Regions from separate parts of the Homo sapiens genome. Here region 2 is linked to region 1. The links are chromatin loops, found by intact Hi-C in ENCODE. Cell type or tissue: CD4-positive, alpha-beta T cell. All regions are shown on one strand. Each heading gives the region's core, and the rest is flanking DNA. Links, peaks and the distances in the headings are about the cores only.

What was found. Hi-C counts contacts between places; a loop is a spot of excess contacts. Peaks named below come from ENCODE experiments on the same cell type or tissue, not always from the same donor. Only the 100,000 strongest peaks of a DNase experiment are listed, where the experiment ranks them.
Region 2: a loop joins it to region 1, with 2.7 times the contacts of the local background. A loop is called at or near these places in 6 of 110 quality-filtered maps.

Annotation. Positions count from the first base shown.
Region 1 is chr3:18,675,537-18,683,921 of GRCh38, forward strand. No RefSeq gene overlaps it. Among named protein-coding and RNA genes, the nearest start is that of SATB1-AS1, 230 kb to the left of the region's middle. In CD4-positive, alpha-beta T cell, for the core only: no CTCF peak of the experiment used is centred there; a DNase peak (open chromatin) is centred at 3,895; H3K4me3 peaks cover 379 bases; H3K27ac peaks cover 1,049 bases.
Region 2 is chr3:18,722,551-18,730,935 of GRCh38, forward strand. No RefSeq gene overlaps it. Among named protein-coding and RNA genes, the nearest start is that of SATB1-AS1, 280 kb to the left of the region's middle. In CD4-positive, alpha-beta T cell, for the core only: no CTCF peak of the experiment used is centred there; DNase peaks (open chromatin) are centred at 3,201 and 3,451; H3K4me3 peaks cover 534 bases; H3K27ac peaks cover 2,500 bases.

The DNA of each region.
Region 1 (8,385 bases), core at 2,847-5,346:
CTGAAGAACTGAGCCTTGAAATTGACAGAGGCCAGGGCAATGTAGATGTTATACACAAAATACTTAACAACAGGTACAGTGCAGATACTGACCAAATGGAATGGATACCTATGTGAAAAATGAGTACAGTCATAGCAGAGTATATTGACTCAAGATGAGCCCTGCATTTGGGAAGTTGGACCCAGTAGACTATCTCTTAAGGGAATTCTCATGGAAAGGAGACAGTGACAACTCTTCTTTCCTGTTGCCACTTCCTTTAAGATGAAGAGTTCATTATTTCAGCTTGGGTTTTTGCTTACAGCTTGTCAAGGAGAGGGCACGGCAACTAGATCTACATTCCACCAAATCTGTTGGCGATAATGGAAAGATAGTTTTCAAGGGAAAAATCAAGGTGCAACTATCAAAAAACTGAGATTGGACAAAACAAACACCACCAAATTCTATATAAACTTCAATAATTGTAATGGAAATTACTTGGTCCTTCCCATTTAGCTGAATCACCTACTGTCACCTGTATGGAACTCTTCTCCTTACTTAATCACATTATTTTTCCTCTTGATCTAACCTTTCTTCTAGTCTTTCCCTTCTTCTTCATTCCATAGTGTTCCAATTGTACTGTGAATTGAATAGATTTGAAGAGTGCTAGAAGTCTTAAGCTAAGGATATAAGCATCACTATGACATTATATCTCTGAGAAAATATGTTTTGTTTTATAAATAACAGAATGAGTTGTTTCAGGAAGATCATGTGTCTCTTGATGCAAAAGTGATAGCTCCAAAGAGGTTACAAAAAAACATGGTAATCTTCTTAGTATTTTTCCTTTAAATAGTGTGATTGTCTTGAATGTAGTGTAGAGATTTCCAAATCAGGGAAAGACTTTTCTTTCCAGTTGAGTTTTCCCATCCCTTTCAGGCATAGGCCAATCTTGTCACTTATATTCACAGGTACTTGTATGTTGGAAAGTATCAATACATAAATACTTTTTGATAGCCAGGGTTATTCAGTTTAAGAACTGGTACAGGCCGGCTGAGGTGGCTCATGCCTGTAATCCCAGCTTTTTGGGAGGCCGAGGCGGGCAGATTACGAGGTCAGGAGATCAAGACCATCCTGGCTAACACGGTGAAACCCCGTCTCTACTAAAAAATACAAAAAAAAAAAAAAAGTAGCCAGGTGTGGTGGCGGGTGCCTGTAGTCCCAGCTAATCAGGAGGCTGAGGCAGGAGAATGGCGTGAACCCAGGAGGCAGAGCTTGCAGTAAGCTGAGATAGCACCACTGCACTACAGCCTGGGTGACAGACAGAAACTCTGTCTAAAAAAAAAAAAAAAGGAACTGGTACATAGGGAATATAGATAACGCTAGCTGCCATGGGGCAAGCCTTTTTACAGGGGCTTAACATATATAATGTCAACACTGAATCATGCTTTAATTTCATCCACCTCAAAAAGCCTTCATTTGACTCTACTTTTCACAGAATTTATCATTCCTTTTTTTTTCATTTTCAGCAAAACTTCTTGATAAAGGCATCTATTCTTATTTTCTCAAAAATTTCTCTTATTATTGTTTTTTAAACTTGGCATAGTTAGGCATCCTCCACCCCCATCACCATTCCAGCAAAACTGCTCTTATCAAATTAACAATGATCTTTATGTATCCAAATCAGTTCTCAGTCCTTTTCTTCCTATACAACCTACTGGCAGCATTTGTAGTCACTGCTCCCTCCTTTCTTATAGATATGCTTTCTTGATTTGGCTTCCAGGGGTGTTCCCTTGAATTCTTTCCTCCTTCACTGGTTACTTATCTGTTCTCCTGATCTGTGGTCATCTTCTCTCTCTAGCTCTACTCACTTGCCTGTTGATTTTATCCAGTCCCATGGCTTTAGATATTTCTGAATGCTGATGACTCCAGAGTTGAAATACCCAATTCAGATATCTTTTTTGAGCCCTAGTCTCATAGATCCAATTGTACATTGGACATCTTTTCTTGAGTGTTTAATAGACCTCTGAAACTGGTTTTGCCTAACTTAGTTCCTAATCTCGCTGCCCTGAAACTTGCTCAACCCATAGTCTTCTTCATTCAAGCTAATGGCAATTCCATTCTTCCAGTTGCCCAGCCACAAAATCTAGAGATCTTCATTCTCTCCCCTATCTTTTACATGTAATATTCAATACATCAGGAAATCTTATGAGCTTTACTTTTAACTTAGATCTACATTTTTACAACTTCTCATCATTCTACCGTTTTTTGGTTGCTTTACTCCTCTTCCATATTCTGCCTCTAAACCAGTTGTTCCACTACTATCCTGTGTCCTCCCAGTTGAAAAAATTTCAATACAGCAGTCAAAGGATTTTCCAAAAGCATCAATTGGATTACATCACTGCCTTCTTAAAACTCTACAAAAGGGTCTCTGTTTCCTTCAGAATCAAAGTCCTCACAATGGCCTTTAAGGCCCTATGTTATCTGGTTCCTATCGCCCTTCTCACCTTTTCCCTACTAGTTTCTTCAATACTTATTTCCAGCCACACTGGCCTCCTTGCTGTTAGAGTTTTTACTTATCTGATCCTGATGCTTGTAATGCTCTTCCCCTCCTATTCCCACTTGACTGACTTACAGACCCTCCTCAGGATTTTGCACTAATCTCATGTCTCAGTGAGCCCCACCCTGATCATCACATTGCACACTGAAGCATGGTCTGCCTTCCTTTCAACTCAAAAAACTTCCTGCCAAACTTTCAAACCCCTTTCTTTTTCTTTTTTGCTATAGCATTTATAACCATTTAGTGTGCCATTCAAATTATTTATTTTATTTATTATGTATCATTTGTCTTCTCCCACCACAACTCAACCTCCATGGGGCAGAGATTTCTATTTGTTTTGCTCACTAATGTATTCCCATGTGCCTAGAACAGTGCCTGGGACTATCCAAAAATATTTCTTTGCATGAATAAAACAAATACATCGAATACATGATTTCAACTTAAAGAAATCCTAGTGGACATGAAGTACTATCCTCCTTTTAAAAAAGAGGAGACTTAGATTCGGAGAGATTAAGAATCAAGAAAGTTCACAGAGCTAGTAAGTGTGGAACTGGGATTCTAAACAGGTTTATATATCTCTAAAGTCCTTGCTTTTATTCAGAAAGATTTTCTTTTACTCACTTTTTGATGTAGTTCTCTCCAAGGATTGTTTAAGAAGGAGTAGGCAGAGGTGAAGCTAGCCAACATTTAGTCTAGTATCTTTTCTTAAATTTAATTATTATATCTCAGTTAATCCCCAAAATATCTCTTCAAATTATGAGCTTATTCCTATTTGCAGATAAAAATCTGAAGTTCAAAGAACTTAAACAATTAAATGACCTGTGTAATGCCACTCTATTAATGGCACAGCATTTTGAGTTCAGGCTTTTGATTCCAACACTCTATCATGGGACATTTCCAATATATGAACTTGTAAAATAAAATTGTGGGACGAGATACCTGAATTGCAAGGAAAGAGAAATACTTCAAGGAATGAAAAATGTAAAGCCTTCTCCCTGAAGCTTCTATTGAGCCAGAAGGAAAAATGTGAGCCCTGGCTGGAGGGTGGACATAAGCTTAATAAAAAACAAAATCAAAAAAGTTATGTTGCAATTTGTTGTTTGAGAGCCAAGCTTCAATGTTGCAGGCAAGGCAGTGTGGAGTTAATTCTTTTTGTTAAAAAACTGAACTGCAGCTATGTTTTCTCCAGAAATTTTGTAGCTTCTAAAGCTTTCAACTATTTCTAATGACGGCATTAAAGGGGATGGGAGAGAAAATATCAGATCTCATTTAGACCTCAAGTGGTAACGTAGTAAAGTGAACTTGCTTCACATTTGCACTGCGGCTTCCTTGCTTATCTCTCTCTTTCTTTCTCTGATTCTCAGCTGTAGGTGACATTGTCGTGGCCACACTGAAAATCTTCACCTGCTCTGTCATCTCTGAATTTATGTTGCACTTTTTGGTATCAGCCCCAGTGATCTTCTCTCTTTCTCTCTCTCTCTTTTTTTTTTTTTTTTGCCTTTGCACCTTTTTGCTCATTCACTTCCTGACAACATAATACTAATTTTCATTCTGAAACTGTATTTAGCCCTCTTCACTATTGCCAGTAATTCAAAACCAATAATTCCCCAGACTGCTTAAATTCAAGGAACCACACTAAATTTCCAGGTTGCTATAATGATTTTCTTTGAGAAATCCAAAATAAACCTTCTCACCATGTTTCTGCACATAGAATGGACACTTTATAGTATCTTCCATCTTTATGAACTCTCAGGATCTCCATAGGTCTGTGTACGGCAATCACAACTCTTAGTTTATTTTCCTGATAGTGACCTCAATAATCAAAAACTCCTTCCATTGTGGAAGCCCAGGAAAACTGCAAAAATAGTCACTTTGCTGAATGGAAATGAATTACATTTTGGACAGAATTGAGTGAAAGGTTACATTTGAAAATTTGCCCTGTCTTTAAATTTTGCCATCACAGTTGTAGTACTTCTGGCTGGGTAAGATTTTAATCTATGAGGATATTTCCATATTGTATATTTGAACAAACCACCAGTCGTGAACATTTAGTTGTGCTGAATACACTGGAGCTATCAGCATGCTGTCTGAGCCAGTTGGACTACTTCTTCACATTTTATGTTAATAGTGGTTCTGGATTAGCCAGACATGTTTTGATTTTTTAAGAATTTATGTATGCAGAACTGGACAACCATAAATTCAAAAGTACATAGAAATTATAAAATTAATTGTGAATCCCAACTTGAAATATGTGTAGAATTCCATTACTGTGTAGAGTACAAAAATAAGTAGGAGAATAATAATTAGGATAAATATTAGTTGCATCATGCTCAGCAATTTTTAAATGGTTTCACATAATTATTTTACTTGATTTTTCAATATCCTCAGATAGTAAATTTGACATGTTTTTATCAGTTTCTTCATTTTACCAGTGAGGAAATTAAGAATAAATGAGTAAATAAAAAAACCTAAAAGGTCACAACTCTATAAGTAGAAAAGATATACACAAATATATATGCCCTTGACTCAAATTACATGCTCTTACTATTACATAATATTAGGACTTATAAACTAAAATCAAACAACTTTAAATGAATAATGATAACAAATTAGAATAAATATTAATAATCATTATATTAAATATTATGACTACAAGCCAGAAAATCAAAACATTAACATTAGTCTTTTGAAAAGACTGGCTTCAAAATGAACTTAAACAATTTGCTTTCTGTGAATTAAACACTGAAGTGTACAAAACAATTTAAAAAATGATCATAGCCGTTTTTTTACAGATTAGAGAAAAGATGCAATCATGTTCCTTTGGCCTTTGGAGGAGGAAGAGAAAAAAACTGCATTTTTCCTATGGCTAGCAAAACTGCTGAAAATGGATGAGTCGTCAATTTTGATAAGATCCATGACTGGTATCATAATTTGCAGTGATTCATCTGTGATTTTTTCCCCTTCCAAAATAAGGTCTGAAACAAAACCAAAGCCTTGGGAAAAAGATAACAACTGGCATTTTTATCTCTTTTGTGTGTTCGTATGTGTATAAAATGGAACTTATGATAGATTTAGAATACATTTGATTCTGGCACAGTAAGCGATCTTAAAGATCATCTGGTCCACCCCCTCACCGCCCTTCCCCCAAATTCTAGGTTGAAGAAAATAAGGCCTCAGGGAAAGTCCTTCCAACTAATTCTTGATAAACCTAGGAACAAAATTCAATGCCTGTTCAGCTACACTAATTGTTCCTGGGATATAATATTTCTTCTTCATGGCTTATTTTTAAAAATTAGAAAAAGAACAAATGTTATCCCTCTACCTTCCATCATGTTTAGCCATTCTTCTTTACTCTAATGGTATGGAATTTGACATTATAGTTTATAGATAAATGTATGTTTCACAAACACTATAAATTACTCCATATTATGATGCTTTATTCTCTCTCTTTTATTTGTGCCTGTGTTTCTTAGTAAAACCAAAACTCACATCCTCATGTGAACCTACAATCCCCAGGCATTCAACTCTATACTACCTAAGTTCACTAGATATATTTTTTAAAGTTTCTCCTTTATTAAATTTGCAATTAAAAATCAATTCTGAATCTTTGAGTTTTTTCAAAAAGGAAGCCCAAAGATTGGAAGGAGAAAAACAATAGTACTGTTTTTGTATTTTTCTCACTAGCTTTTAGGCATTGTTTAGACAATGACCTAGAGGAATCATTCTGACTACTGGTAATTTTTGCTGTAGCAAAATTTCTCAAATGAACGTCTCTGTTGAGATTTTTCTCAGTTCAATTGCATTTCTGAACAGGATATATTATCTGTTTTCATCATATTTGGAGGTACCATTTTAGATGGATGCAAATCTCAATAGATGCTGAAGAATCATTGACACTTTGGATTTGTGTGTGCACATGCCAGTTACCCGCTCTTTGCCCACCACCTCTGTTCTTCATAATAAGAAAGGATAAAAGGAAATGAGAAAATGAACAGTGAAAATAATATTTTTTTCTTCTGTTTCCCTTCTTATTTGGTCTGTGGCTTTTTAGAATGGTAGTTCTTTGTAATCAGATATCACACCTTTCTAGACATTTCATTCATCACCAAGAACTGTGTAGACGTCCAAAGCATAACAACAGCAATTATATAATAATGCTAATACTCAATTCTATATAACTTTGTGACATACCAAATTCCCAGCTCCAAATTTCTATTGGTTAAAGTTTTGAACCCATGTTTGGAACTACAGGCATGCACCTCAGAGAAATAGAGGGTTTGGTTCAAGACCACCACAATAAAATGAATATTGAAATGAATCAAATCACATGAATTTTTTGCTTCCCAGTGCATACAAAATTATATTTAAATTATCCTGTAATCCATTATGTTTACCATAGCATTATACCTACAGAAACAATGTATGTATCTTAATTAAAAAACACTTAGCAGCTAAAAATTGCTGACAAACATCTGAGCCTTCAGCAAGTTGTAATCTTTTTGCTGGTGAAGGGTCTTGCCTCAATGTTGATGGCTGCTGAATGATGAGGATGGTAGTAGCTGAAGCTTGGCTTGGCTGTTGCAATTCCTTAAAATAAGACAATAATAAAATGTGTCACATCGATTGACTCTTCCTTTTATGCAAGACTTCTCTGTAGCATGTGGTGCTGTTTGATAGGTTTTTACTCACAGTACAACTTCTTTCAAAATTGGAGTCAGTCTTCTCAAACCCTCCTGCTGCTTTATCTATTAAGTTTTTGTAGCATTCTAACTCCTTTGCTGTCATTTCAACAATGTACACAACATCTTCACCAGGAGTAGATTTCATCTCAAGAAACCACTTTATTTGTTCATCCATAAGAAGTGACTCTTCATCTGTTCAAGTTTTATCATGAGATTGCAGCAATTCAGCCACATCTTCAGGCTCCACTTCAGATATAGTCTGGCTCTGTGTTCCTACCCAAATCTCACGTTGAATTGTAATTCCCAGTGTTGAGGGAGGGAACTGGTGGGAGATGGCTGGATAGTGGGGGCAGATTTCTCCCATGCTGTTCTCTTATGATAGTGAGGTCTCATGAAATGTGATGGTTTAAAGATATGTGGCCCTTTCCCCCACGCTTTTCTCTCTATCCTTCTCCATCATGGTAAAACGTGCCTGCTTCCCCTTTGCTTTCCATCATGATTGTTAGTTTCCTGAGGCCTCCCAGCCATGCTTCCTATATGGCCTGTGGAGAATTAAATCTCTTTTCTTCATGAATTACCCAGTCTCAGGTAGTTCTTCATAGCAGTATGAAAATAGAGTAGTACAGAAAATTGGTACCAGGAAAGTGGGGCACTGCTATAGAGACACCTGAAAATGTGGAAGTGACTTTGAAACTGGGTAACTGGAGGAGGTTGCAACAGTTTGGACAGCTCAAAAGACAGAAAGATGTGGGAAAGTTTGGAACTTCCTAGAGACTTGTTGAATGGTTTTGACCAAAATGCTGATAGTGATATGGACAATGAAGTTCAGGCTGAGGTGGTCTCTGATGGGGATGAATAACTTATTGGGAACTGGAGTAAAGGTCACTCTTGCTACACTTTAGCAAAGAGATTGGTGGCACTGTGCACCTGCCCTACAGATCTATGGAACTTTGAACTTGAGAGAGATGATTTAGGGTATCTGATAGAAGAAATTTCTAAGCAGCATGTGACCTAGCTGTTTCTGAAAGTATATGCTTATATGTGTGAACAAACAGATTATCTGAAACTAGAATTTACATTTTAAAAAGAAACAGCATAAAAGCTTGGAAAATTTGCAGCTCAGCCATGTGGTAGAAAAGAAAAACCCATTTTCTGGGGAGAAAGTCAAGC
Region 2 (8,385 bases), core at 2,450-4,949, 47 kb after region 1:
ATAGTACCTCCTGGGGCCAGCCTGCCATGTTTGAGTCCCAGCTCCATAACTTCCTAACTACATAAGCCTGGACACTTTGTTTAATCTTTCCAATCTTTGAATTCTTCATCTGTAAGTAAGAATCAAAATATCAGTAGCTATTTTATAATATTGTTTTAGGAAACAAATGAGATAATATGAATTGTTTACCTGTAGTAAACAATTAATAAATTTTAGTTTTTATAATTATTACAGCGCCTAAACAAAGGAAAAATAACCATGTTATGGGCTGGGGAAAGAAAGATGCTGAAGTGATGATTTATGATATTCGGGAGGTCTCATCTCTTTGAAAAGATTAAAAATAAACATGAAAAATAAATAGCAATGAAAGTCAACACAAAGTCAGAGCTCAATGAATGATAAAGATGAGGGTGTCAAAAGTCACAGAAACAAAAGCACCTTGTTTTCAAATTATATTTATTAAGCAAGTTTCTAGACTTCATGGTCACATAAAAATGTATTACGCAAGTTGTAATTTGTAGGGTATGTGGGATATATCTGGGCCACTGATATGCTGATATTGGTCTGTAATATTCAGAAAAGTTTTCAACCAATTTTTAGGTATAAGGATATTTCATATAAAAATTTGGAGTTTGATTTTTTCCCCCTTTTTAATCAAGACATCTTACACTCTGTTTCTCTAACTCTGCATGTCAACAATTACTTGGGACAAGTAGCGACTACCTTTCTTACAAAAGTGAATGATCTCTCTGATTGACTACAGATCTCATCACTCCCTATTGCTTCATGAATACTGTGGTTAATTACACATCTCTATTAGCACTGCCCTTGTGCTGTTGCTTTTCTTATGTTACATAAATGTGTGTGTTTTTTTCAACCTCTTTTTTTGTGGAAGTAAAGAGCATTACTACATGTTTCCCATGTGTCTTAATCCATTTTCTGTTGCCATGACAAATTACCTGGGACTGGGTAATTTTTAAAGAAAAATGTATTTAGGTCATAGTACTAGATGCTGGGAAGTCCAAGATCAGGTGGCTACATTAGGTGAGGGCTTTGTGCTGCTTCACAGCATGAGAGAAAAGCAGAAGTACAAGTGAGCACAAGCAAAAGGAAAAGAAACAAAGTGGGGTTATCTGCTCTGTAACACTGCTCTTGTGAGAACTATCCCTATCCTGAGGGAAGTGCACTAATCCCTTCCTGAGGCCTAGGCCCCCATAACTCAAAAACCTCCCACCTCCCACCAGGTCCCACCTCCCAACATTGCTGCATTAAGGAATAAAACTTTCACCATATAAACTTTTGGGGGGACACATTCAACCCACAGCACCATGCAGACAAATGCCTCTTATTCCTGGTTTGCTTTACTCACTTATCTGATTGTGTCCTGTAGGCTTGTGAGTGTCTGTCCTGAATAATTTTCAAAGATTTAGATGTGAAATGACACTTGAAGAATGCTTCATTTTAAAAAATGTGCAAGGAGGTAAGTGATACAGGAGCGAAAAACAAATGTGACAAAGATCAAAGGAGGGGGTTGATATTATCAGATAATTTTTCATAGGGGAGGTATGTCTGGAAGGACACATAGGTCCTCAGGCTAGGAGGATGGCATTGGACAAGCAAATATCTAAACTCCACAAAACAGCTGTCTAGAGACCCTCAACATATTTTTCTCAATCACCAAATGTAATCACAGTGCTTCTTTACTTAAAAACTGTCAGTGGCTTCCTATTGTCTTCAGGATAAAAATCCAAGCTCTTTAGATTGACTTAGGAACCTTTTAGATGTGGTCTTTGGCTACCTTCCTATGCTTGTTTTGAAAGGCAGCCCCGAATCTCCCACGTTAGCCGCTGTGAGCTAGCCACACTCAAGGGCTTGCCGTTCCCTCAAAATATCAAACAATTTTACATTTTGAACTTACTGTTTGTTTAAATTTACTCCTGCCCCAACCCACTGTCACCTCTTTTGAGAAACTTTCTCTAATACCGTCTTACTCCAAAACTGAGTTTGGGACTTCTTCTCTGGGTTCATGAAGCACAATAAACAGGGCTGCATCTTCCATTATGCCTTCTGAGCTGTAAATCTCTTAATTAATTCATCTCCCTCAATGGACTCTCTCCTTGACCAGGGGGATCAGAGTCCAGCCCTGTGAGGATGCCACGGTAGGGCTTGTTAGCCCTGAGGGAGGAAGTAAGTATAGGAGCTAGGGAGTCACTTTACTAGCTAGGTGAGCATTATAGGAAAGTTCTTTCTGTTGAAAATGAGCTGTCAGCCAGGGCTTCCCTGCCTCTCAGGGATTTGTCAGTTCACTGTGAACTTCTCTGGAAATTCAGAGCCCCGCTTCATAATTTTCGCAAATTCCTGATAGTTTGCTTCCTTATGCATCTGTCCATCAACGTTCCAGCTGTCGTGTTAGTCCTTGTTTTCATCCTACATTGTCCTGGAGGCAACATTGAATCCCTCCACCAGTTCATGAAAGATCCTCTAGAAATTAGCTTTGTGCTGGTTTACTTATTTTACTGAAAATTTGAGGGGTCAAAGAATATGTCACTATACAAAGAACATACTCTACAAACCTAATTCAGCATAATACTCATCTTCTTTAAGACATTGTCAGGGTATATCTGTAAGCAAATGTTCTTCCCTTTTTAGGAGTAAATAGGCTGCCAGCTGTTAATATAATGACATTTCTACATCCTAAACTCATGTTGACCCAAAGTCACTGCCTTAATATCTTTCTATTCATTTGCCTTAGTTCTACACTGGGGAATAATAAAAAAAGAATTTATCTTTTACAAGACAGATTTCAAATCTATCATATAGTTCTAATCTTTTACAGGTCAAGCATCCTTTGTGTCTTTATCTAGAATTGGGGGCCCTGAGAGGCAATTATTTTTTTCAATGAGAAAAAAGTTCACAGACTTTCATAGTAATATTTTTGGGAGTTTTTATGTGAAAACCTTTTCTCAAGTTCACCCTAAATTGATTCTGTGAAATCTCAGCTTTCTGTTGCCTTCAGGTGGATGAACACTTTCATAGGCAAGTAAAATAGATTGTTACACCTGACTTATTTACACAAAGTAAAAAATAGGTTACAGCCTTTTAATTTAAGCTGATCAACTTTATTATTTCTCTTTGGATGAAAGCATGTGCAATGTTTTCTGTGGTTTGGGTGTAATTTCCTGCCAGAGGGGGATGTGGAGGCGGAGGGGAAAGGAGGGGTTGCTGAGTTTTGCCATCAAATTCTTAAGTCCAGCTGCTCTCTTTTAAGTGTCAATGACCTTACTCTATAGCATCCAGACTGGTCAAGGTCCCTATAATGAGAAAACCAAATTACAGGTATGTAATTTTCACAGTTTTCTGCCGGGATCTCCAAGTTGGTGACAAATTGATATACTACTGTCTGTACGGAAGACTGCTTTCAGAAAACAGGCCACTCTCAGTTGAAACACTATGCCTGAAGGATTGCGCAATTTTAAACTTCCGAGATATAAAAAACATCCTTCACCCAAGTCTCTTGTAGAATGTTGAACTATAGAGCATATTGTTTAAGCTTGGAAAGCCCTGCCAGAACAACAAGATGTGAGAAAAATCTTCAGGCACCAGGAACAAGGAGATCATGGAAAAGCAACTAACAATGGGAAGATAACGTATGTCATGGGACTAGAATCTCAAATTGTGAATTTTGTTATACATTCCTCTGCCAAACTTTTAGACATTCACAGTTAGTCAATATGTCCCTTATAGTTACATATTTTTCTAGACAGTAATTTCCTAAGATCATAATAAAAAACAGTAATCATTATAGAAATAGAAATAAGTAACATTTATTGAGATTTCCCTATGTGTCAAGTTCAGTTCTAAACACTCCCCATGCATTCACTTATTTGATTCTTACAACCAATGCATGAGGTACAAATTATTATTGTCCTCATTTTGCAGGTGAGAACACTGAGGCACAAAGAAATATGTAATTTGTCTAAGGTTGTACTGTCAGCAAAGGGTTGGGACCAGGGGTCAACCCAGGCAACCTGTCTCTGGTGCTCTCATGCTGTTACCAAACTGGACCTCTGGAAGGCACAGTGTCATTTTCCATAGGAGCAGAGAAATAATTGGGTGGTGTATTCCTGACCAAGAGCTTAGCTATGCTTAAAAGTAAATGATCAAGCTACAGTGACCCCTTGGTATGTGTGAGGGATTGGTTCCAGGACCCCCATGTATACCAAAATCTGCACTTACTCAAGTCCCTCATTCAGGCTTGCAGAACCTGCAAATGCTGAAAGTTGGCTGTCCATGCAGGCAGGTTTCGCATCATATGAATGCTGTATTTTCCATCTGCATTTGTTTGAAAATTATCCACATGTAAGTAGACCCCAGAAGTTCAAACCCATGTTGTTCAAGGATCAACTGTAATGTCAAAAAACTAAAAATATAACTAAATGGATCTCTTCTCAGTAGAAATGGTGGATAGTCAAGCTGAGATTTTCGTCAGCAGTTCCCAAAGGTGGCAGAAATGGGCCCTAATCCTGGAGTTATTGAGTCAGAGGTCAAGAATGAGAATTTACATTTCTAACATTTCTCCAGGTGATTCTAATGCAGATCTGTATTAGGAGATCACAGATCTAAGTTTCATTTTTAAACACCTCTTGAGCCTGGATGAACAAAGGTTAAAAAAAAAAAGAAAACTATTGCTGTATAAACAGAGGTGAAAAAAACAGCCATGACTTCAAGGTGTTCAAAAACAACTCACGGTTTGCATAGGATGAAGGGAAATAGGCAAATAAGCTGCTGTGATACAGTTTAACAAAATTTCTTATAGAGCGAAGAGAACAATAGCAATTCCAAGAAAGGAAAAAGGACAAGGAAAATCAGAAAATGCTTGGTAGAGGAAGTGACATTTAGGCTGAATTATCTGAAAAGATGAGGATGAAGTAGTTACTCAAGAAAGGGAGATTAGAGGAAGAAGGGCCAGATACAAGGACACATGTTTTTTCAACAATAACTAATGCATATTTGCAATGTGCTGGGTATTTTATTATGTGATGGACATGGAATATGTGCAAATGAACATAGAGGTTAGAGTTTGTGGCTTATTCAAGGAGCTGAGAGTAGTCAATTTTGTTTAGATGTGCCACAAGGTAAAAAGAGGAATGGTCAAAGAGGTCACAGGTTCTGTTCCCTAGGAAGCAGACTCTAAGGGAGGATTAGCAAGCAGAGTATTTATTAAGGAGTGCCCTCAGGATCAACATCTGTGGATGTGCAGGAGGGGAAAGTAGACTGGGCAGAGGCAGAAGTTGAGCTGTGATGTAGGCCCTACAAATGTCTCACCCTAACCCACAGAGAGCTCTGTATCTTGGGTAGCCGGCAACTTAAAATTCATTGTGTTTAGAACAAAAGAAAGAACCCTAAAAATAGTAACCAGTTCATCTTGAAGTGGGAAAAGGGATGGGTAGGGTTCCTATGTGTTGCCATAATCGGAAGAATGGAATAATTTCTATTATTCTGTTTCAGATGCTTGCTCTTCTCTGAACAACTTGACCACACCTCTTTAGAATATTCCCTCTGCAAACTCCATACTCCTCACAGCCCCCAGTTAATAACCCAGGATCCTGGGCTGTGAGACAGAAATGGAACTGCCTTCTCCACAACCCCACCATGTTACTTATGAGCTGAATGCAGAGTCCCCATGCAGGGTACTCCTCCTGTCCCATGTCAAAAACACAGCGTTTGCCCTACAGTCATGAAGTCAGCAAAGAGAGCCGTTTCCTAATACAAAAGTGATACTTAGAATTATGTACAATAATAAGTAGAATCACTCCAAGTGAGTTATCTATTTATAACTGGAATATTGATATTACTGCTGATATTAACAACAATTACATAGGATACTGCTTGCAAAAATACTCTAAACTTGATGAATTCATTTTGCCCTCAGTATAGTCTTAAGAGCCAAGTGACAAAAAAATTAGTTCCATTTTGTAGAGGGGCAAATTAAGGCAAAACAACATTAAATGTGTTACCCTGATTTCTTTAGGTTGCCAGTATGATCCTCCCTCTCCTGGACACTTTTGGCTCCTCCTTGCAGTCTTGGATGGCATTCCTTTGTGTGTGTGTGTGTGTGTGTGTGTGTGTGTGTGTGTGTGTGTTTCTGTACCATTAGGTGGTAAATCCTTTAAAAGCAGGAATGAGCATGCCACAGTCACCTTTGCGTTCCTCAAAACATTTCTTGCAGTTCTTATACACTCCCAGTGCTTATTTGGCTGGCTGACAGGGTGAAGGAAATAAGTGAATTGTGAAAAATACCATTTGAATTCAGCAGGAGAGGTGGGCCTGGAGCCTAGGTTGTCTGCTCATTCCTAGATTCTCTGGTGACTGAAAGTATGGTCTGTAGACTAGCAGTAATGCAAAGACATAGGCCTAACCAAGACCTACTAAATCAGAAGCTGCATTTCCATAATGCAATTCCGAGACAATTCCCATGCACACTAACATTTGACAAGCATGGTTCTAGAGGGTACTTTTTCACTTCCACAAGTATTCAGTGGATTACCACAGGTAAATGTATGTCCACTGGCCTGATTCTTCATGCAACCAAATCACATGCATGGTTCCACCATGACCCAAGGGTACTAGAAGACCAGGAGTATATATAGCAGCGTCTCAGGAAACTGAGATGAGATAATTGGTTGTGTAAATTAATACTTCATTAAACATGTAACAGCAGCAATAATAATAATAAACATAAGAGATAAATGTATTGAGCAGTTTCTATGAGACAGATACTGTCCTAAATATTTAACATATATTATTTCAGTCATTGTATGCCTAGTAGTTTTCTAAGTTTATATGCATGTGGATATATAGAAGAATTTATTATAAGTTTTACCTTGGTTCTCATTTATTTTTAAATGAGACTTTCCACATATACACAGCCATATGAGGTAAGTTCTATTGTCCCCATTTCACAGGTGAGGCATGAGGATACTGGTGTTCTAGATCCCATGGCTAGAATGTGGAGAAGCTAGGACTTACACCCAGGCAGTATGGCTTCTGGGCCCATGCCTTTAAACACCAACTGAAATAGATTTAGAATTACCTTGGTCCACAAGTGTATTTTTTTTCTCTGTTCCTAATGTCTACAACAATGAAATAGCTTTGGCAAGACAGTCTTCATACATAGAAGAACATAGAAGAATGGGAGGGGAATACAAGTTGAGCGATGCAATAGGTTCACTCTGCATAGTTATTTGACATCAGATCCTTGATTAAACATGGGCCTGGCTCTCCAGACTCCAGCATCAACCTCCCATGAGTTGAGCAACATCCTGTTTCCTTAAATTCCTATTACTAACTGAAAAACTCCATTTGGTCTTATTGTGTTTCTCCCTTCCCCTTGACCCTTCATGCTTATGTATCTATATAAAACTAATAAAAACTTGAACAGGAAATATAAAATCACCATGAAACCAAACCAAACCTGCAGCAGGACCTCAGAGGGCCCTATGCAATCAGAGCTGTGTGAAACTATTTTCGGGGAGCTGTAAACCTAATAGCTTGCTCTATTCAAGGCACAGCTGCAAGGCTCCCGGGACAGATATGCCCCTTGTTGGAAAACAGAAGGGCTTGTAAAATTATTTTCACAAATTTTTTCCCTTAATATTTTCCCAGCTACCTCAGGCACTCCTTCCCCTCTGCCCTACTTAGCTAAATAACTGGAGTCTGAGAGAAGCAATGACAAAGGAATAATGATTTTCCCCCATTTATCTTTTATTATTATTGATGGGTAGCAAATCATTTTAATAACACTTTCTACTCAATTTTTAAATAAATCATTTAAAAGCATTCTTTTTAGATTTAGGGATTTTCCTTCTTTTTAATTTTTATCTGTGCTATGGGTATGTTTTTGGGGTGGGTCGTCCTGAGTCTGTGGTCTTCGTTATGCCACAGGAATATTCTCCCAGTTCCAGCAACATCATTTATACCCAGGGCAGTTGAGCTTTGTTTTGTACCAGTGCCCTCTCCTCGCCTCACACAGATATGGCTCCACCTGGACTCTTTTCTTTGGCCCACACTCACAAAAGCCTATTCTCCTTTGAACCAACATTCCTGCATAATTCCTGTATTTTTGATACGGGATTATCTCTTGGTGTGTGTTCTTAAGCCTGTTGTCCTGCTAAAAGAGACTGGATGCTCCTTTTCTTTGGCTTGTGTTTTTACTCCCTTAGGCTCTGAAGCTTTGGAATCAGCCATAGACAGGCTCAACTCTTGCTTGGTTGATTCCTATGTATATAAAATAGCTTAGAATGAATCATTCAATCTTTCTTACACTCAGTCTCTTCAATTACCATATGTAGTCAGCTGTATGCACCATTTTGATAAGTATTTACC